Linked DNA regions of Homo sapiens: region 2 is linked to region 1. A link is an interaction called in ENCODE POLR2A ChIA-PET data of the cell type or tissue named here. Cell type or tissue: Panc1. All regions are shown on one strand. Each heading gives the region's core, and the rest is flanking DNA. Links, peaks and the distances in the headings are about the cores only.

Region 1 (5,371 bases), core at 215-5,214:
ATGGCTGGGGCCTGTGGGGTGTCCAACCTCAGCAGCCTGGGGTGGTGTGTGGCCAGGGCAGCCTCCCCTCCCTGGGACGGCCATTCCAAATGCCACCACCAGCCCCTCACACTCCAGCCAGACCCCCAGGACACAGAGAACCAGCAGTGGCTGCTTCCCCGGTCCGGCCAGACCCCCAGGACACAGAGACATGGCACTGGCCACTTCCTGGCAAACCCGGACCATCACCCATGCTTAGTGGCCACGAGGGCAGAGGAAGTGGGGCTGAGAGGCCCAGAAGACCTGGTCCCAGGCCCTGCTGCGTTCACCTGACAAGCATCCCCTGTCCCATCTCCTGCTTCCCGTCTCACGTCCTGCAACTCTGTCCTGCTGCTGCTCAGGACAGACACGAGCTGCCCTCGACACGAGCCCCAGAGCCTCGGTGGGTCCATCAGGGGATGGAGCATGAGGCCTCTCTCAGGTTGCTTTGCAGACACGGGGGACCTTTAAGAGACAGGCAGTCCCCACTGCAGAGCTCGGGCCCAGAGGCCTCCAGCCCTCGGAAGGATTTTCTGCCTGTGGTAGTTGGGGGGTGGGGAGGGGGAGCCCCATGCGGGCCTGACATGGAGCCCTGAGAAACAGGCACGTGGCATCGCCTCCTCTGAAACACCCAGCCACTGCCCCAACCATCGACGGCCCCTGGGGAAAAGTGCAGACAGCCTAGGGTGCGGAAGAGCTGGCCCCGCCCCCAGCTCAGAGACCCTCAGAGGGCCCCACGCTGCCAGGCCCTCTCCTTCACGGGAATGATGTCACCGCCCAAGGGGTGGGCAGCAAGGCCCAAGCAGGGCAGAGCCACCCGAGACGGGCAGGCCACAACAGCAAGGCCCAGCTCACAAGCCAGGTGCATGACCCCAGCGTGCACTGAGTCTCCTGAGCCGCCTTCTCAAGTAGGTGCTATTACTACCCCCATTTACAGATGTGGCACTGAGAGTCAGAAAGCTTCCGAAATCTGCCCAAGGCCAGGTGTGGTGGCTCATGTCTGTAATCCCAGCACTTTGGGAGGCCGAGGCAGGAGGATCACTTGAGCCCAGGAGTTGGAGACCAGCCTGGGCGACATGGTGACACCCTGTCTCTACCAAAAATACAAAATTAGCCTGGTGTGGTGGCACATGACTGTCTGTAGTCCAGGCTATTTGGGAGGCTGAGGTGAGAGGATTGCTTGAGCCCTGGACTGCACTCCAGCCTGGCGGACAGAGCAAGACTGTCGAAAAAAAAAAAAATTTGCTGAAGGCCACATAGCCAGTAAGTGATGACAGACTTGGGATTGAAACCTAGGTGCGTCTACCTTCTTAACCACATACCCCATCAGGGAGGCAGGCCTTGCAGAGGAGTGGGAACTCAACTGGGCTGTGGGGACAAAGGCACCCTGGCCCCACCTGTAACCCCAACCCCCCAAGTTGATACCATCAGAGCTGCTCCAGATTAGGAGTGACTCCCAGACTCATACCCCAGCTGTCAGTGTCTTGGTTCCTCACCCCCTGAGCCCCTAGCTGCAAAGGGAGAAATCAAAGTGAGGCAGTCATTCACACCTTAGTGAGAATTAGTCCATAAGACTTCCTCTAGTAGGATCAAGTTTAGAAGTGGGGTAGAGAGCCTTGAAGGATCACACTCCGGGAGGGGTGTGGCCTGCTGGGGTAGTGGGTGGGTTGGAGGAGACAAGAGATGGAGAGCAGGGGGCCTGGGGGAAAGGGACAAGGAAATTCAACAGCCATCCTGAAGGTGGGTGCCGCCAGGTGGCCAGCCCCATCCCCAGGACATCTCTTCCTGAGTTGTCGGGGCCCAGACCACAATGCAATTAGTTCCCCACCCTCAATGAGCACCTACTGCATGCCCAGAGAACCCAACCTGGATGCTGTCTAGGACAGGGGCCTGCCCGAAGCAGGTGTGCAGCGGGGCTTTGCTAAATAAAAGGGGACACCTCAAGCCTGTGTGCCCTCAAACCCGCTCCTCCCCCACAGCTGTCCCCACCTCGGGGGAAGAAAGTCCATCCTTTTAGCTGCTCGTGCCCAATGCCCTGGAGTTGTCTTTGACACCCCCTTTTCCCCCACACCCCATGTCACCCCCATCAGCAGACCCCGTCGCTCGAGCCTCCAACACATCCAGAACGCAGCACCTCTGCCCTCCTCCATGGCCACCAGCCCTTGCTGTTTCCTGCAGGCCACCGGTACACCTGCTGCTCCCTCTGCCTGGACCTCCTGGTGCCTTGACCCGGTGGCACCCGCTCAGGGCCTTCCCTGAGCCACGCTGTACAGGTCACCTGCTCCCCGCCCCCCACTCACTGCCTTCCTTTCTTTTTGTCCCCGCAGCACTTGTCACCGTGATATTTATTTAACTTAAAAAGTTTTCTGTTCCCGCCGACTAGAAGATTCGCCTGTGCAGTCATTGCGGCGTCCTCAGCGCCGACAGCAGCCTCTGGTGCTCAGTGAATGCGTGTGGAATCCATGATCAGTGAACAATGAGAGCAGCAGGGCCGGCTCACGGGGCCCACGCGGGAGACTTGGGTGGGAGAGGGTGCCCTTTGAGGGGGGGCGTGGAGGGGCAGGGCAGGACAGGGTCAGGACCTTCGAGGCCACCTGCTCTCCATCTGTCTCCATCCCTGGGACATCAGCCTGGCACTTCTGCAGAGTGTCTCAGCCTGGACAAGTGTCCGACATGGACAGGACCACAAGCACCGGTCATAGGAGTGAAGGAGAGAGTGTGGCCCGAACACCTGGGTGTCCTTGTGCAAAACCAAAACCAGAACCAAAAAGGAGCTCAACCTTGACCTCTAACCACATGCAAACCCAAGTTCAAGTGGATGAAAAGCCAATAGCCTCAGTTCTTCAGGAGGGTTCCTTAAACAAGACACAAACGCTTTAATCAGAAAGTGAAAAAACCTGACACATTCAACAAAATTAAAATTAAGAACTTTTGTTCATAGAAGGACCGTGTGAACAGCGAGACGCGGCGTCCCCCAGGAGGTGTGGCTGCTGCATGTGTAACTGACAGTGTGAAGAGCTCCCACAAATCAATGGGAAAAACACCTTGGTAGAAAATGCGCACGGCCTTCGCCGGTGAGGAAACCCAGCGGGCAGCAAACCAGGGCAGCCCACCCCAACAACGCTGGAGGGACAGTGATGGGGAGAAGCGGTTTCAAGAGTCTGTTCCGATCTTCCAGAGCTGACCCTATGCGCACCCTGTGCCCCGGAGGTTCCACTGAGGGTGCACACCCAGAATCGCAGCCCACATCCCCAGACACCCGCACAGGAGTTTCCTAAGGTGGCCCAGGCTGCACAGTGCCCGGCAGTCTGCCAGGGAACAAACGGATTTCAGGGAAGCCACCATGACAACAGCAACTGGTAGCTCCACCTACCACCACAAGGGACCCTCACAAACAGAATAGTTTTGGTGAAAAAAAGCCACCCCCAAAACACAGGCTGAAGGAATCCAGGTATGAGGTCCCAAAGCAGGCAACATACAACCATCTCTGCTGGGGATGCCCTCTCAGGTGGCAGAACCACGAGGACAGCAAGGAACCACTGAGCACAAGGTCGGTGTCCCGGTGACTGCTTGGAGTAGGATGGGGCTGTCTGTGGGGAAGGGTCTCGGGGGATCTTAGGGGCTGGCCGGGAGCAGGATGGGGCTGTCTGTGGGGAAGGGTCTCGGGGGATCTCGGGGGTTGGCCATGTTGAACTCCTTGACACAGGTGGTGGTCGCCAGGTGGTCGTTCTAAACTTAACCACTGAACTGTGCGGATATTTATTAATGTCTCTGCAGGCCTATCACAGTTCACGACTTTGAAAAATTCTATTTTGGGGGGAAAACGTGGACACCAAACAGGAGTAGCTCTGGGCACCCCAGGAGCCATGAGAGGCGACTGACCCACTTCTCTGTTTGACAGAGGAGGGAACCGAAGCTCAAATAGAAAAAGGGGCTGCCCAGCAGCACGCTGCAGGAGGCAGGCAGGAGGGACCCTGTTTGGAGGGAGAGGAGGGGATTAATTTGAGGGATTAGAGGCACAGAGGCTCTGAGCACACGGAGAGCCAGCCGGGACTTGGTAATATCTATAAATATTTGAGAGTCACAAGAATAGTTTTTCCAAGCAGTCGAAGACAAGATAGCTGAGTGTGGCTGAGCAAGGGTCAAAGGACAAGAGCCAAGGTGGCCAGGCCATCAAATGGTGTGGCTGCATATCTACCATGTGGCCCCCCGGCCTGTGGGAGCCCTACTGTGCGCCAGCCTCTGCCAGGCACTGTGGCTGTCAGAACACCAGGGGCCAGACCCCGGCTCTGTTCTCTGGGGTGCCCATCTGGGGCCCTGGGGAAGACAGAAGACACCCCAGATGTCAGTGGGAGCCCCACTGACCTCCACTCCCCACCCCTTACCTGTCTTCCCTAAACACATCTGCTCTGGGCAGCCCCCAGGCCTTTGCACCTCTTGGAGGGTGGCCTGTCTGTCCTTGGAAACTCCTACCCATTCTTCATGCCTTGGCTCAAGTGTCCCTGCTTCCCGGAAGCTCTTCCCAATACCCCAGGCCAGGGTTCACAACCTGGGACCCCAGAGCATTGTGGGCAAACCCCTTCTGTATTCTGTCCGCTGGCCTAGGAGGATCTGTTGTGGGCCTCTGTCCCCGGCACTGGAGGGCCAACCGGGTCTTTTCACAGAGCTGGTACCCAGAGGGGGCTGGAGTCCACTTGGGAGGGAGGGGCAAGAGCGTCATGAAAACCCCAGGGAAAAGGCGACAGGGAAGACACAGAGTTTGTCATGTGGACAAGAAGGCAGGGAAGGGCATTCTCTACAGCAGGGACTGCGTGGGCAAAGGCAGGGGCATGAAGGTGGCAGCTTGTGGGGAACTCGGAAGCAGGGCGACAGCATGGGGGGGCAGCCAGTGGGAGGGACCAGGGAAGAGAGACCCCTCAATGTACACCTGCCCACCAAAGGGAGCCATTGAGGGCCACAGTGCCACCAGGTGACATGGTCCTTTTGCTCTTCAGCAAATATTTACAGGACTGTCCCATAAGTCAGTCCTGGCTCCAGGCCCTGGGGGGTGTGGGAGAGGAGGGGGCCAGGACCAGCACTCTCAGAGCTCAATCCAGACCCACAGACCCAGCCTGTGATGTGCAGACTCCACAGTCCAGGGGCCAGGAGGCAGGACCGACCATAGGGTCATCCCTGTGGACACTTCAGGACCCCTTCACTGTGACCACCGTGTGGTCTGAGGTTCCCCAGAGACCCTCTACCTGGGCCTGCTCTGGGCCAGGTCCCAGGAGAGATGCTTCCACCACAGGGGCTCACGGCACCCAACATCCCTGCAACCTGGTTGTGGTTAGGACACCCACTTTACAGATGAGAA
Region 2 (5,371 bases), core at 56-5,055, 85 kb before region 1:
TCAGTTGTCTGGGGCTTAGCTCTCCTACATACATTATTGCTAATTCTCACAACCACCTTTTGTGGTCCTGAGTCTACAGATGAGGATACCAGGGCTGGAGAGGATTGCTGGCCGATGCAGGGCCACAGCTGATGGGGAATGTTCAGATGCAGGCCCAGCTGGCTCTCAGGCCAGACCCTTCCCAGGCCTTTGCCCGGATTGCTAAGATGGCCCCTGTTTCTGATGCATAAAGTTTGATTTGAAAGTTAGTAAGTTTCTTTTCTCGTTAACTTTGAGTCAGGATGGCTAAATTTATAGCTGGCTGAATACTTCCCAGAGGATGAGTGTAACGATATTGATTTTAGCGAAGTGAGTCATATGCCTACTGCCTGGAAACACAAGCTCAATTACCACAAGCCAACAGCATAAGCTTTCCCTTGTCAACATTTTTCCTACATGTTCATGAGTCTGTGGATGTGAACAAAGCACTAGGAGAAGCAAAGGTCACGAATAACTGGCGGCGATGCAAGGTAGGGTGCCGAGAGCTGGCCTTGAGATTAGACAGGGCCAGTCTCCGTCTCAGTGTGGCTGACTCATGTGGCTCTGAGCGAGTCTCTCACCTCGCTGAGCTTCCATTTCCCTGGCTGTGAGAGATGGGTTAATTACACCTACCACCCAGGGTGCCGTGTGATGCGTGCAAGCTCCAGACAGGCCTGGAGGTAACAGGCTCCTGATAAATGTTGTTCCCCTTCCTTGACTGTGAACTGCTTTGCCAGGGCTGCCTCTGAGCTCCCTGGAGAGGGGGGCATGAGCTTCTCTTTTCTCTCCTGGAGACCCATACTTGGGTTTCATGTGGCCTGGACGAAATACCTATTATGTGCCAGGAACTAGGCTGGGAGTCAGTCATGCTGAATGGAAGAGGAAGGCCCTCACAGGCCTGGAGCCCTGCATGATGATAGGATTCCTAGTATAGACGTTTGCAACTTCTATGTTAACTAAGAACTTCTTAGTTAGCAAGATGGACAGGTGGTGCTGCCCCGGCCACATGGTTGGTCACTTTGGGAAGCTGGATATCTCCACCTGAGAAAGGAAGAGGGGCAGCTTGGAGGAGCCACTATTCCAGAGTTCCCAGATGCCTTATCACAGTCATACGGGGGTGGAAGCACTGGTCATAGAGTCAGTAGAACAAATGGAATTTCTGCATTGTGTTTTAAACTTGTTTTTGCTTTAACAATTTTTTTATTTGTATCATTATTGATTCAAGGAGAAAATAAGTGATTTTTCCTAGCTCCAAGAAGATCCAAACAGTTTTTACACTGGTTTAGCTCATTATAATGAGATCAATAAAGTCAGTGCTAGTGGATTAAATATTTTAAAACTCAGTTTCCTATAATAAGCATACAGTGAATAAACAGAATTTTCTATAACAAACAGGTAAACAAGCAAGATGGTCTTAAGGTTAAAGGTTATATAACAGCTAACCATTGCGCTGAAAGTAACATTGCCCAGGAGAACAAGCTCCTTGATTTATGAAAAGGTAGAGAGGAAGAGCCCGTCTGACAAGTTAAGACCTTCTCCTCTGGCACAGCTAGTGTTCATGTTCAAGATATTTCACTGATGAATATTTTCCAGACTTTACCCATATCTCTTTAACAAATGTAAAGGGCAGCCCAGGGCGTTGTATTTTCAAAGCCTCATGAGAAAAGCTGAAAAAGCATTAATCTGTGGAGGTTATTGCTATTTAAAAACCTGTATCCCAGCCGGGCGCCGTGGCTCACGCCTGAAATCCCAGCAATTTGGGAGGCCGAGGTGGGTGGATCACAAGGTCAGGAGATTGAGACCATCCTGGCTAACACGGTGAAACCCCATCTCTACTAAAAATACAAAAAAATTAGCTGGGTGTGGTAGCAGGCACCTGTAGTCCCAGCTACTAGGGAGGCTGAGGCAGGAGAATGGCGTGAATCTGGGAGACAGAGCTTGCAGTGAGCCGGATAGCACCACTGCACTCCAGCCTGGGCGACAGAGCGAGACTCTGTCTCAAAAAAACAAAACAAAACAAAACAAAAACAAACAAAAAAACCTGTATCCCTTGGTTTTAGTTTGTAAATGAACCAATTGTGAATTCAATAATTTGGGGTTTAATTTTGTAAACTATAATAGCTCCCTTTTGTTGATTGCTGTTTGCCATGCTCTTTGGAAGGCTTCATGCACCGCGTTACATTTAGCTCTCATGACGACCTTACATTTGTAAGAGTGTGAGACAGAGCAGTGCAAGGTCCTGCCCAAGGCCCCTCCACTGGAAGTGACAGAGCTGGGATGGGATCTGGGTCTGCGTGGCTCTGAACTCCTCAGCTATACCATCTCCTGCTTCCAACATTGTGCCAGATAATGATGGCTATGGCCCTAATTTCTGAAACAAAGTCTTATTTGAGAACTTCTTAGTTAGCGAGATTTCTACCTTAGTCTTTTCACTAGGTATCCAGAAACTTACTAAAAAATTTAAAAATCTTGTAGTTTTGAACCCTTTTAACAAAGAAAAGCAGTAAGGGCCTAGTTATTATAAGTACAAATAGGAAAAATGTATAAACTACAGCTTATCTTCTAAATGGAAATACTTAAAAGACAGATTTTCAATCTCTTTAGGGGGTTGAGGAAAAAATAACATTCAGATTTTTTGTTTGTTTGTTTTAGCAGAAAAAGTTCGATCATCGTCTTTTAGCAATTCAGCTTTCACATTTTCTCTCATCTTTCTTCCCCATTGTTGGCAAGACTGTATCACTGCACTTTTGAAAAAAACATATGGATAATTCACTGCCATTTCTGAAATTAAGCATATGGTTATATGCTATGGTCTAAAAAATAAGGAACATTTTTTCTCCAGGCAGAGAGAGTTTGTGTTTCCTTTTGGATTTAAGGATTGGCAATGAATTCCAAGTGAGCAAGAAGCCGGCCACTGAATGTTCTCAGCAATAAGCGCAGTTGTCCTTGTGGGGAGAAAGAGTTTGGCAGTCCTGGGCCTTCTCGGTGGTGTGGGGACTGCAGTGGTATCCGTGTCCTCCTTTTCTGTCTAGGGGTTGTGATGGTGGTCCCTGCCTGCAGTCTCCAGATGACCCCCAGCCGCTTGGCTGAAGCGAGTGTCCTGGGGCCTCTGTGCTGCCACATTGCTGCTCTGAGTCCCTGGCATAGGCACATGGAGACCAAGGGGACAGCCCTCTGCCTGTGCTCCCTGAGCAGGGGGACTTGCTAGTTGGTCATATCACGGTTGGTTTCTGATCACCAATTGTAGCTTAAAAGGTGGGGTTTGTCATGCTCTGTAGAAGGCTTTATGTACCACCTTGAGTTCCAGGAAAGGAAAAGAAGAGTACATTTTTTTTTTTTAGGAATACCAGATTTCCAATTAGATCAATTCACCAAGAAGCAGTTTTTTGGTTTACTTGAGAGAGTCGTTTGTCTGCTGATCTAATGAGAGGGACATAGCACAAAGACCATCATCTTACAAGTCTGCTCATCTCCTTGATGACTTAAAAAATCTTTATTTATTAGAAAAACAGTATTACAACAAATCTGTTAGTATAATTTAAAAAGTTATCTTACTACCCCTAGAACAATTCATTTCATTTCAGTGAATCTCTTCCCAGTCTTTGTCCATATCAACAGGGATCCCCAACCCCTGGGCCACGGACTGGTACCTGTCCATAGCCTGTTAGGAACCAGACCACACAGCAGGAGGTGAGCAGTGGGTGAGTGAACATTCCCGCCTGAGCTCCTTCTCCTGTCAGATCAGCAGCAGCATCAGATTCTCATACGAACGGAGCCCTATTGTGAACTGCGCATACGAGGGATCTAGGTTGTGCTCTTCTTATGAGAATCTAACTAATGCCTGGTGATCTGAGGTGGGACAGTTTCATCCCGAAAGCACCCCCATCGCAACCCCTGGTTCATGGAAGAATTGTCTTCCACAAAACCTGTCCCTGGTGCCAAAAAGGTCGGGGACTGCTTCGTATCAATTCCCATTTTATACTCTTGTAGTTGAAGAATAGGAATCAAGCATTGTCCATCTTGCCAAAGACTGCTGTTTGTGATTCCAGTTTTCAGTGGCTTTTCAGCATCCCATCAGGCAGAAAACCACATTTGTCTTCACTACTCCCCTCAGGCTGGACCGTTAGGGTGTTGTTTACAGTCCCTTCTCCATACGGGTTGGATGGCCTAAAGCAGCCAGTTCTTGACAACATTGTGCTGACACAAGAGTGACCATGAAAATCTCTTGTGCTATCTGCACTGCATCTTGTAGCAAAATAGTCAAGGGGCTTGTGGAGCTCAAAGAGGTATAGATTCTTCATTTACAGAAAAGCAAGTATTTCTAAAATTTTCTCTGTTGATAAGTGACTACCAGTTTTAGGCCCCTAGAAGATACTAGAAAAAAAAGATCAACACACTTTATTATCCATCATGGCAAATGTGATGCTTGAACAAAGGGTGAAAGAGTAACTACTTTCTAAAAAATTTCTACTATGGAGAGAACATTTTGAAAACAGATGTTTTTGTTTCCATTGTTATGTGATTTTTGTTGCCAAAAATGATCTGTCACCTATTAAAATCTTGAATATCTTCACCCTTAACCTGGGAACAGTGTTTTTCTAATCTGTTTTAAAATCCTTTAAGTGAAAATTTCAGTGGATTTTGAGCTGGGTGGTTACAAATATGATAATGCAATTATTAACCTGATTAGTTGCAGGAGCCATTATTTGACATTAGGGAAATGGGGCTTTACTAGCAAAATGTTCACAAAATCCTTTGCTTCGATGGTGGATAAAAGTGGAAAATGTCCGGGCAGCCCAGCTTTGCAAAGGCTCTCGTGGCTCTGCAGGCACCTGGCATGCACCCTCCCCATTGCCAGGATACCCAAGAGGAAGGTCAGCTCTGCTGAAGGGGCCACCAAGGAAGAGCCCAAGAGGAGACTGGTGCAGTTGTCAGCTAAACCTGCTCCTGCAAAAGTGGAATTGAAGCTGAAAAAGGCAGCAGCGAAGGATAAATCTTCAGACAAAAAAGTGCAAAAAAAAAAAAAAAAAAAAAAAAAAAAAGGGAAAAGGGGAGCAAAGGGAAAACAGGCCAAAGTGGTTAACCAAGAAACTAAAGTAGAGTTACCTGCAGAAAATGGGGAAATGAAAACTGAGGAGAGTCCAGCCTCTGATGAAGCAGGAGAGAAAGAAACCAAGTCTGATAGAATACCATATACCATGTCTTATCAGTGGTCCCTGTCTCCCTTCTTGTACAATCCAGAGGAATATTTTTATCAACTATTTTGTAAATGCAAGTTTTTTAGTAGCTCTAGAAACATTTTTAAGAAGGAGGGAATCCCACCTCATCCCATTTTTTAAGTGTAAATGCTTTT

What was found. ChIA-PET counts read pairs that join two places held together with the same protein. Peaks named below come from ENCODE experiments on the same cell type or tissue, not always from the same donor. Only the 100,000 strongest peaks of a DNase experiment are listed, where the experiment ranks them.
Region 2: POLR2A ChIA-PET joins it to region 1 with 5 read pairs; 2 of 35 experiments call an interaction of 5 or more read pairs at or near these places.

Annotation. Positions count from the first base shown.
Region 1 is chr14:100,560,471-100,565,841 of GRCh38, forward strand. The region is part of intron 2 of BEGAIN (brain enriched guanylate kinase associated); the gene reads right to left. Among named protein-coding and RNA genes, the nearest start is that of BEGAIN, 24 kb to the right of the region's middle. In Panc1, for the core only: no CTCF peak of the experiment used is centred there; no DNase peak of the experiment used is centred there.
Region 2 is chr14:100,476,073-100,481,443 of GRCh38, forward strand. All of the region lies in intron 3 of WDR25 (WD repeat domain 25), which reads left to right. It also overlaps the pseudogene HMGN1P25. Among named protein-coding and RNA genes, the nearest start is that of WDR25, 100 kb to the left of the region's middle. In Panc1, for the core only: no CTCF peak of the experiment used is centred there; a DNase peak (open chromatin) is centred at 519; H3K4me3 peaks cover 775 bases; H3K27ac peaks cover 4,238 bases.